Linked DNA regions of Homo sapiens: region 1 is linked to region 2. A link is an interaction called in ENCODE POLR2A ChIA-PET data of the cell type or tissue named here. Cell type or tissue: Panc1. All regions are shown on one strand. Links, peaks and the distances in the headings refer to the core of each region. The heading gives the core; the rest is flanking DNA. Region 1 overlaps KLHL15 (kelch like family member 15). Region 2 overlaps LOC124905261 (a long non-coding RNA gene).

Region 1 (5,383 bases), core at 254-5,253, 94 kb before region 2:
CTGTAATCCCAGCACTTTGGGAGGCCAAGGCGGGTGGATCATGAGGTCAGGAGTTCGAGACCAGCCTGGCCAAGATGATGAAACCCTGTCTCTACTAAAACACAAAAATTAGCCAGGCACAGTGGCTGACGCCTGTAATCCCAGCTACTCGGGAGGCTGAGGCAAGAGAATCGCTTGAACCTGGGAGGCAGAGTTTGCAGCGAGCCAAGATCACGCCACTGTACTCTAGCCTGGGCGACAGAGCGAGACTCTGTCTCAAAAAAAAAAAAAAAAATACATACATACATATATATAATTTAGTTTCAATTATTTCTGCCACATCAATACATTGAGAATAAAAGACAAAAATCCACAAAACTGAATTCTCAGTTTCACAGCATTTTGGAGGAAAAAAAAATATGTCAGGCTGCTGTTATTCAAAGGCGCAAATGGGTTTATTTTTCAAATGGCGTAGACAACCCTCCTTTGCAGATACTGTATTTTTATAACCAGGTCTAATAACTAAAGCTGAGGAACTATTTAACATGAAAAGTGACCGACCAAGTTTTCAGTGTGCTTTCTAGAAAAAAGAGAAGATGCAAGAAGTAAACAGAGCCCCAGAGGTAACCATGTGATTAGAAACCAATTAAGTTAAGCAATTACTAAAAGTGCTCTATGACCTTTGGGCAAGAAAGGATCACAAGTGAAACTCTGATATAAAAATGAAAATGCTTACATGCAAAAAAAGGCCAAGGCTGTTTCAGAGAAAGACTATTTTTAAGAGAACTATTTGCATGGTAAAATGTGCCCAGGGATGGTTGATCAATGTAGATAGAAGAGTTATAGTCTACTTGTTTAGAAATGCCAAAATGATGTTTTTAGACATATAACATGTTTTCATTGTCAAATTTAGTTAGTATTCACAGTAAAACGGGGAAAACCAGAAGGTAAGAGCAGGGAAGAAAATCACCATTAGGGCCTATTGGTTTTCAAGAGCTATTTTGTACGTCCTTGCTATATTTTAGAGGAATAAGAAACTCTATTAATGTATACCATGCAGAACTCTTCTCAATGCCAATTTCTGCATGTATTACTTAAATTTATTTTTAAAAAGAGATCTAGCCTGACTCGGTTCCGATTTAATTGATGAAATGAAAAGAAAAGCTACAGCAAACATGTAATATTTTGCATAAAGTAATTATGCTTCAACTTTAAAAGTACTTTTAAAATAAAACTGTTTTACTACCTACGTGGTTTATCTTTCACCCACAAAATGTATTTTACAAAACCTAAATGCACAACAAATCAGGCTTCTTATACATAAAGTACTCTTATGTTATTCATTCTTGAATAACATAAGAAATAACAAAATGAAGTTATTCATTCTTGGCTCTTAAGTCTGTGAATCTTATCTATAAAGACATACACTGCCTTAACTAAATGATGAGTACTGTCTATTGCTTTCAAATGCACTAACCTTCTCAAAAACGCTGGTTGGGGTCATCAAGCAAAACCGGATATTCTGAATGATGGTATCGGTATGTCTCCAGCGTCTTCTATCATGCCGCAGCCAAGACTGCACAGCCTCGTACAGCTCTATCTCTGGGAACCTGCTCAGATGATCATTATCCAAGTAAGACATGAGCTTCTCAAAGCTCAGATAGGACAGAAAGTCAGGCCTAGACATGAGTGGCACAAAGTTGTCTAGCAGAAAGGTGTCTAACTTCTCCCTGACTCCCTCGATGTTTACGCCGAAATCATCTAAGAGTCTCATAATTTCTGCACAATTTTCTAGGCAGATCTTCGCTAAGAGAAAAGAGCAGCAGAACTTCACCACTTCTATAAGTTGAACATACATGGCAGCCTGAAGAATCTCATGAACGGTATTCATACTCAGCTCTATAGTTCCATAGTACATAAATTGCAGGACATGGCTGAAACCGGTAGCTGTTAGACCTTTTAAATGAATTTTGTCCTGATCTCGTTCCCTCATGTCTGCAGTAAACATAATTCTGAAGTAATCACTCTGGGTGGCCAAGAGTGCTTTATGGGCCTGGAACTGATGATCTTCAATAACCAGAGTGACATCAAGAAGCAATCCCTCCTCATACAGTGCTCTGAACCCAGCAGAGACACTGGTGTCGTGGATGGAGGAACAGAATCCTTCCACGTCCCCTGCCATGAATCACCTGGAAAAAAATCAAAGACAACAATGTTAAACACTTCCATGCATTCAGAAGAAAATATTAACTTAGAGTTTTAACAATTTTTGCTATTATCTCAATTCTACTGACTAAGTCCAAAATGTACAAGTCCTTTGGGAGAAGACAATCTAAAGGTTTGCAGACTAATATTTCTGGCTTCCCTATCTAAGGAAAAGAATCTATTAAAGATACATCAATAGTTCATGCCTATAACCCCAGCACTTTGGGAGGCCAAGGCAGGAAGATCGCTTGAGCCCAGGAGTTGGAGACCAGCCTAGGCAAGATGGCAAATCCCTGTCTCTACAAAATAATAACAATAAAAAAAAAAGTAGCTGGGCATGGTGGCACATTGCCAGCAGCCCCAGCTTCTTCAGAGGCTGAGGTGGGAGATTCCCTTCAGCCCACGAGTTTGAGGCTACAGTGAGCTATGATAGCACCACTGCACTCCAGCCTGGGCAACAGAGCACGACCCTATCTCTTAAAAATATATATGTCGGCTGGGCGCGGTGGCTCACACCTGTAATCCCAGCACTTTGGGAGGCCGAAGTGGGTGGATCACCTGAGGTCAGGAGTTCAAGACCAGCCTGATCAATACGATGAAACTCCAACTCTACTAAAAATACAAAAAGTAGCCAGGTGTGGTGGCATGCACCTATAGTCCCAGCTACTCAGGAGGCCAAGACAGGAGAATCGCTTGAACTCGGGAGACGGAGGTTGCAGTGAGCCAAGATCATGCCACTACATGCCAGCCTGGGAGACAGCAAGACCCCATTTCCAAAAAAAAAAAAAAAAAATATATATATATATATATATATATATATCAAACAATGGTAAATTGTTATCTTACAAATAATATATGCCTATTCCATTGATTTCATATTGTTCATCAAATATACTTTGAACAGGTTCCAAAATTAGCAACATAAAAATGATTTCACAGCCAAATACTAAATAATGAGAAAAGGGACAAAAATGAAACTAAAAAGTATACCTGAAAACTCCTAGAAATTTACCTAAAGGAAATATTCAAATAAATAGGCAAGTTGTACATATAAGGTTTTTCTATCTAGGCTTATTATTTAAAAATCAGAAACTATTCAAAAGTCCAATAACAAATTATTAAAACATGATACAGTCCTACAATAAATTATCAATTTAAAATGATGTCAACAGTTTATTTTTACAAAGAATATTTATCAGATATTGTATGAAAAAAAAAACAAGTGACTGCAGTATACTGAGTACGTCTTCGAAAACTAAATACGCATATATTTGTTAGATGAGAAAAAGTCTGGAGAAATATATACCAAAATAATGTCCCTGGGTAGTAGGTTTTCAGGAGAGGCTTTCTTTTCATTTACCTCATTACCCTTACTTTGAAAAACAATAATGATGTAATGCTTATATATTTAAAAATACAAATATATAATTTTAAAGGAAATTAAACCAAATCTTTCCATATCAGAGAAATGAAGGTAAAATAGAGAACTATAATTAGATATCTTAAATACAGCGGAATAAACTAATTCAGTCTATTTTTTTGTTTTCGGAGTCTTGCTCTGTCATCCAGGCTGGAGTGCAGTGGCACAATCTCGGCTCACTACAACCTCCGCCTCCCGGGTTCAAGCGATTCTTGTGCCTCAGCCTCCCGAGTAGCTGGGACTACAGGCACCTGCTACACGCCCAGCTAATTTTTGTATTTTTAGTGAAGACAGGTTTCGCCATGTTGGCTAGGCTGGTCTAAAACTCCTGACCTCAGATGATCCGTCTGACTCGGCCTTCCAAAGTGGTGGGGTTACAGGCGTGAGCCACTGCGCCTGGCCACTAATTCAGTCTACTGGGTTATTTATGAAGCAAATTAATTTTCTCCTTTTCACATACCCCCACCCCAGACCATCTATCTTCTTAATTCTCATCCTTACACAGCTCCCGGCTTCCTCCCCAATGACCCATCCTCCATCCCTGAATTCTCTCCCAAACCTTTCCACTGTGCCCTGTGGAACCTTACTTCAATGTAAACAAAATCCCCTACATGCTCAGGTTGGTCACAGAAAGTTCCCTCCTCGACCTGATTTAAATGAGACATAGTTTTCCTAAAAGTCACAGCTTCCAGGCCTCCTGCCTCCAACCTCTAGCTCTACTCCCACGCGTGTTAGAAAAAAAAAAAACAAAACAAAAAAAAAACTTTTAGAGCTTACAGCCCTACTTTCCAAGTCTTCTTTCTCTTAGCTTTCTATTGTTCTTTTTCTATAACTTGGCCTTTTGCTCAGATAAAAATCCATCTTCTGTCACCCCTTGTCACTTCCATACACATCTTCTGATCAATCACTCTCAAACATTTGATGAAGACTTCAACACCTGGGCCAGGCATGGTGGCTCACACCTGTAATCCCAGCACTTTGGGAGGCTGAGGCAGGCGGATCACTTGAGATCAGGAGTTCAAGACCAGCCTGGGCAACATGGTAAAACCCTGTCTCTACTAAAAATACAAAAATTAAAGGCCGGGCGTGGTGGCTCATGCCTGTAATCCCAACACTTTGGGAGGCCGAGATGGGTGGATCACCTGAAGGTCAGGAGTTTGAGACCAGCCTGGCCAACATGGTGAAACCCCATCTCTACTAAAAATATAAAAATTAACCAGGCATGGTGGCGGGCATCTGTAATCCCAGCTACTCGGGAGGCTGAGGCAGGAGAATCACTTGAACCCGGGAGGCGGAGGTTGCAGTGAGCTGAGATTGCACCACTGCACTCCAGCCTGGGCGACAAGAGTGAAACTCCGTCTCAAAATAAATAAAATAAAATACAAAACAAATACAAAAATTAGCCGCACATGGTAGCGGGCGCCTGTAGTCCTAGCTACTCCGGAGGCTGAGACAGGAGAAATCTCCTGAACCCAGCAGGTGGAGGTCACAGTGAGCCAAGACTGCACCACTGCACTCCAGCCTGGGCGACAGAGCGAGGTTCCATTTTCAAAAAAAAAAAAAAAAAAAAAAGCCGGGCTCAGTGGCTCACGCCCGTAATTCCAACACTTTGGGAGGCTGAGGAGGGTGTATCACCTGAGGTCAGGAGTTCAAGACCAGCCTGGCCAACATGGAGAAACCTCCTCTCTACTAAAAATACCAAAATTAGCTGGGTGTGGTGGCTGGCACATGTAATCCCAGCTACTTGGGAGGCTGAGGCAGGAGAATCGCTGGAACCTG
Region 2 (5,383 bases), core at 122-5,121:
ATATATAGGACTATTCAAATTATGTATTTCATATTGGGTGCATTATTAGTTTGTGTCTTTAGGTGAATTGCTGCACTTCATCTTAGTTGTCAAAGTTTTGGCCAAGTGCAGTGGCTCACACCTGTAAATCCCAGAATTTAGGGAGGCAGAGGCAGGAGGATAGCTTCGCCTAGGAGTTCGAGACCTGCCTGGGCAATATAGCGAGACCCTGTTCTCCACAAAAAGGGGGAAAAAAAGACAAATTTTTCTGTGTAGAATTGTTTGTGGTATCCCCTTATCCTTTGATGTCTACAAGGTCTCCGGTGATATCCCCTGTTCCATTCCTGATATTGGTAGTTTATGTCCTTCCTCTCTCTCTCAACTATCTTGCTAGAGGTTTGTCAATTTTATTGGTCTTTTCCCAAGAACCCAGCTTTTTGTTCTGTTGACTTTTCTCTATTTTTTTTTTCTGATCTTATCTTTATTATTTCCTCCTTTCTGCTTTATTTGGGTTTATGTTACTCTTATTTTCCTAGGCTCTTCTATTGGGAGCTTAGATTATTGCTTTGAGATATTTCTTCCCCTCTTAATACTGCTTCAGCTAATGTTCTACAAATAATTGATAATGTATTTTCACTTTCATGCAGTTCACTGTATTCATTTTTATTTTGATAAAGGTGATTAATTTTTCTTTCCAGTTTTCCCAAAATATGTAATGTGTTTACCTTTTAATCTGTGATAAAAAACATATAAACATTTGCTATTTTAATCATCCAGCTTGTTGCTGTGAAACAGATCTCCGGAACTTTTTCATCTTGCAGATCTGAAACCCTACACCTACTAAACAACTCACCCTTCTCCCTTCCTCTTAGCTCCTGGGAACCACCATTCTGCTTTTTATTTCTATGAATTTGACTAATTTAGATACCTTATTTAAGTAGAACCGCACAGTATTTATCTTTTTTGAATTTACTGTGTTTTAAAAGTTTCCCTTGAAGTTCCCTCTTTGACTCGTGGATTATTTAGCGGTGTGTTTAGTTCCCATATGTTTCGAGATTTTGATTTCTAGTTTGATTCCGTTGTGGTCAGAGTACCACACACTCTGTATGATTCCAGTTCTTTTAAATTTATTGAGGCTTGTTTTATACCTATTGATATGCTCTATCTTGGAGAATGTTTCATGTCTACTTGAAAAGAATGTGTATTCTGAACTGGATGAGTGGACTGTTCTAAAATTGTTAGTTAGATGGAGTCAGTTGATAGTAGTATTCATTTTTTATTCCTGTTGTAACAAGTTGCCACAAACTTAGTGGCTTAAAACGACACATATTTGTTATCATATAGTTCTGGAGGTCAGAAGTTTGCAATAGGTCTCACTGGGTGAGGGGAAGATGTTGACAAGGCTGCATTCTTTTCTGGGTGCTCTAGGGGATTTTCTTGCAATTTCAGCTTCTACAAGCTGCCCCGAATTCCTTGGCTTATGGTCTCCTTCCATCTTCAAAGTCAGCAATAGGTTGCTTATGTCGTTCTCACATTACATCACTGCGACATTCACTCTTCTGCCTCCCTCTTTCACTTCTAAGGACCCTTGTGATGACATTGGGCCCACCCAGATAATCCAGGACAATCCTTCCGCCTTGAGATCTTTAACTTAATCACATCTGCAAAGTCTCTTTTATCATGTAAGATAACGTACTCACAAGTTGTGGAGATTAGGATGTGGATATTTTGGAGGGACTATGTCTACTACAATAGTGTTGTTCAAATTTTCTCTCTATGCCAGGCACAGTGTTACATGCCTGTAGTCCCAGCTACTCCGGACGCTGAAGCGGGAGGATCACTTGAGTCCAGGAGCTTCAGACCAGCCTGGGCAACATATTGAAACTCTGTCTTTTTAAAAAAAACTTTTAAAAAAGTTTTCTTCTTAAACAAAAAGTTTTCTTTTCACTCTGTTATCAAGAATGAGGTATTGTAATCTTTGCCTATTATTGCTGATTGTCTCTTTCCCCTTTGAATTCTTTCACTTTTTGCTTCATGTATTCTGAGGCTCTCATTAGGTATATATCAGTGTATAATTGTTATATCTTCCTGATGTATTGAACCTTTTATCAACATGAAATGTACCTCTTTGTCTTTAGTAATATTTCTTATCTTAAAGACCATTTTGTCTGATTTTGCTGTATACACAGTCTCAGCCAGGAATGTGCTTGCTGCAACCACAATGGCAACCCCAGACTAAGAGAGATGTATATCATCCCCTCCCACCCTTTGCTGAGATCGTCACTTCCTCTGACTGTGCTACTGTGCATGGACATTACCCACTGTTCCCAAGTGAGTGAGACCACTTTGACTATGGCAGCAAAGCTGCCAACCTCACAGCCAACCCAGCCTTAGCAGAACTTTCACGCTAAGGGAGCTGGAATCTGGGAGAGGCCCCAGGGAAGAACACTGCAGACTCCCACTCTTCTTGCACAAAGTTCAGCAATTTTTCAGGCATGACCACTTCTCAGATCATTGTACAATTGTTTTTGTCAATTTTGTCCATCTTTATAGTTACTTTTCTGGAAGAGGATTTGTCTTCCATCTTCACTGGAAGTCCTGCCTCTACTACAGTGTTGTTTTTAAAATAGATTTCTTTTTCCAGATTAAGGACATTTCCTTTTAATTCTAATTCTCTTAGAAGTTTTTCATTTAAATAATAATAATTATTATTATTGAGACTAAGTTTTGCCCTTGTTGGCCAGGCTGGAGTGCTATGGCATGGTCTCGACTCACTGCAACCTCTGCCTCCCGGGTTTAAGTGATTCTCCCGCATCAGCCTCCTGAGTAGCTGGTATTACAGGCACCCATCACCATGCCTGGCTAATTTTTTGTATTTTTAGTAGAGACAGGGTTTCACCACGTTGGCCAGGCTAGTCTCGAACTTCTGACCTCAGGTGATCCGTCCACCTCGGCTTCCCAAAGTGCTGGGATTACAGGTGTGAGCCACTGTGCCCGGCCTTAATTATTATTATTTTTTGAGACAGGGTCTCACTCTGTCACCCAGGCTGGAGTGCAATGGCACGATCTTGGCTCACTGCAACCTTCACCTCCCAGGTTCAAGTGATTATTGTGCCTCAGCCTCCCGAGTAGCTGGGACTGCAGGCTTGTGCCACCACACCCAGATAATTTTTGTATTTTTAGTAGAGACAGGGTTTCACCATGTTGGCCAGGCTGGTCTTGAACTCCTAACCTCAAGGTGATCCGCCCACCTTGGCCTCCCAAAATACTGGGATTACAGGCATGAGCCACCGTGCCCGGCCTGTTTTGTTTTAAATAATGAGTGTTTGTCTCTTCTTTATGTCACGAAATGATTATATTTTCCCTTTAATCTGTAAAATATTTTGCTAGATTTTCCGATGTTGAACCCTTCTTCATGCATTCCTCATAAAATTCTACTTAGTCATAACACATTACTTTTTATTTTTATTTATTTATTTCTTGAGACAGGGTCTTGCTCTGTCACCCAGGCTGGAGTGCAGTGGCACAATTTCGGCTCACTGCAACCTCCACCTCCCAGGCTGAAGCGATCCTTCCACCTCAGCCTCCCAAGTAGCTGGGACTAGAGGTGTGCGCCACAACAGCTGGCTAATTTTAAAAAGTGTTTTGTAGAGAGGTCTCACTATGTTGCCCAGGCTGGTCTTGAACTCCTGGGCTCAAGAGATCCACCTACCTCAGGCTTCCAAACTGTTGGGATTATAGGCATGAGCCACCGTGCCTGGCATATTATTTTTATTAGAGATGAGGTCTGCTAAAATTTGGTTTGTTACTGTTTTTTTTTTTTTTTATTAGAGTTGGGGTCTTGCTATGTTGCAATGGCTGGTCTCAAATTCCTGGGCTTAGGAGATCCTCCTGCCTCAGCCTCCAGTTAGCTGGGACTACAGGCACGCACCACTGCATCCGGCTTGTTATTTTATTTAGAAGTTTTGCATGCATGTTAATAAGTGAGATTGGTCTAAAACATTATTTTTTAACACAGTTTTGTGAATTTGATATTAAGTTTGTATTAGCTCGTAATATGGGCTGAGTAAATTTCCCACTCTTTCTGTTTTCTGAAATATGTTATTTCAGAATTATTTAATATGGAGAGATTATCTTTCCTTTGAAGGTTTGGTAAGACTTTTTAGTAAAACTGTGTGGGCTTCATATTTCTTATCGTGAGAGATACTTGATTATCAGTTCCTATTTTGGTAATCTGTATTTTTCTTGAAATCTTTCCATCGTGTCTTGGTTTTCAAATGTCCTGGGACAAGGTTGTTCACAGTGTTCTCATATGTTATTAAAAATCTCTACTGTTATCATTTGTTATATTTCCTTTCTGTTCCTATTATTGTTTATTTTCTCTCTTCTCACTCCTTTCTGATGATCAGACTTGCTGGAATTTTTTCCTTTTTCTTTTTTAAATTAGAGATGGTGTCTAACTCTGTCGCCTAGTCTAGGGTACAGTGGCAGGATCATAACTCACTGTAGCCTTGAACTCCTGAGCTCAAGTGATCCTCCTGCCTCAGGATCCTGAGTAACTGGGTTTATAGGCGACAGCCACTGTGCCCAACAATTTTTTCTATTTTAGTAGTTTTGTCAGAGAACAAGATTTTGGTTGCACTGATTGCCTTTTTCTTTCCTTTCTGTCATTAATTTCTGCTCTTATAGACTTTATACCCATCTTTCTACTTCTTTGGGGTTTACTTTTTTCAGTCTAAGATCCTGAATTGAATATATAACTCACTTATTTTCAGTCTTTTCTATTTTTCTTTTCTTTTTTTTTTTTTTTTTTTTTGAGACGGAGTTTCGCTCTTGTTGCCCAGGCTGGAGTGCAATGGTGTGATCTCCACTCACCGTAACCTCCGCCTCCCGGGTTCAAGCAATTCTCCTGCCTCAGCCTCCTGAGTAGCTGAGATTACAGGCACGCGCCACCACACCCGGCTAAGTTTTGTATTTTCAGTAGAGATGGGGTTTCTCCATGTTGGTCAAGCTGGTCTCGAACTTCTGACCTCAAGTGATCCTCCCGCCTCGGCCTCCCAAAGTGCTGGAATAACAGGCGTGAGCCACCGCGCCCGGCCCCTATTTTTGTTTTCACAACTTTTTTTTTTTTTTTTTTTTAAATCAAGCCCCTTCCCCAAGAACCAGTGGTTCAACATCCAGCCACAACAGGAACAGCCACTGGGCCCTGTCCTGTTCCTTGAGGCTTGAGGGATTATTTATTTTTGTTATTTTATTTATTTATTTTTATTTTATTTTTTGAGATGGAGTTTCACTCTCGTTGCCCAGGCTGGAGTGCAGTGGCGCGACCTCGGCTCCCTGCAACCTCTGCCTCCCGGGTTCAAGTGATTCTCCTGCCTCAGCCTCCCAAGTAGCTGGGATTACA

What was found. ChIA-PET counts read pairs that join two places held together with the same protein. Peaks named below come from ENCODE experiments on the same cell type or tissue, not always from the same donor. Only the 100,000 strongest peaks of a DNase experiment are listed, where the experiment ranks them.
Region 1: POLR2A ChIA-PET joins it to region 2 with 5 read pairs; 2 of 35 experiments call an interaction of 5 or more read pairs at or near these places.

What each region holds. Positions count from the first base shown.
Region 1 is chrX:24,004,533-24,009,915 of GRCh38, forward strand. It overlaps KLHL15 (kelch like family member 15), which reads right to left. Exons shown (of 4, transcript NM_030624.3): 3 at 1,457-2,168. The coding sequence starts at 2,161. Among named protein-coding and RNA genes, the nearest start is that of KLHL15, 20 kb to the right of the region's middle. RefSeq lists a silencer at 1,360-1,654. In Panc1, for the core only: no CTCF peak of the experiment used is centred there; no DNase peak of the experiment used is centred there.
Region 2 is chrX:24,098,656-24,104,038 of GRCh38, forward strand. LOC124905261 (a long non-coding RNA gene) reads left to right here. Exons shown (of 2, transcript XR_007068415.1): 2 at 2,169-4,316. Among named protein-coding and RNA genes, the nearest start is that of EIF2S3, 46 kb to the left of the region's middle. In Panc1, for the core only: no CTCF peak of the experiment used is centred there; no DNase peak of the experiment used is centred there; H3K27ac peaks cover 851 bases.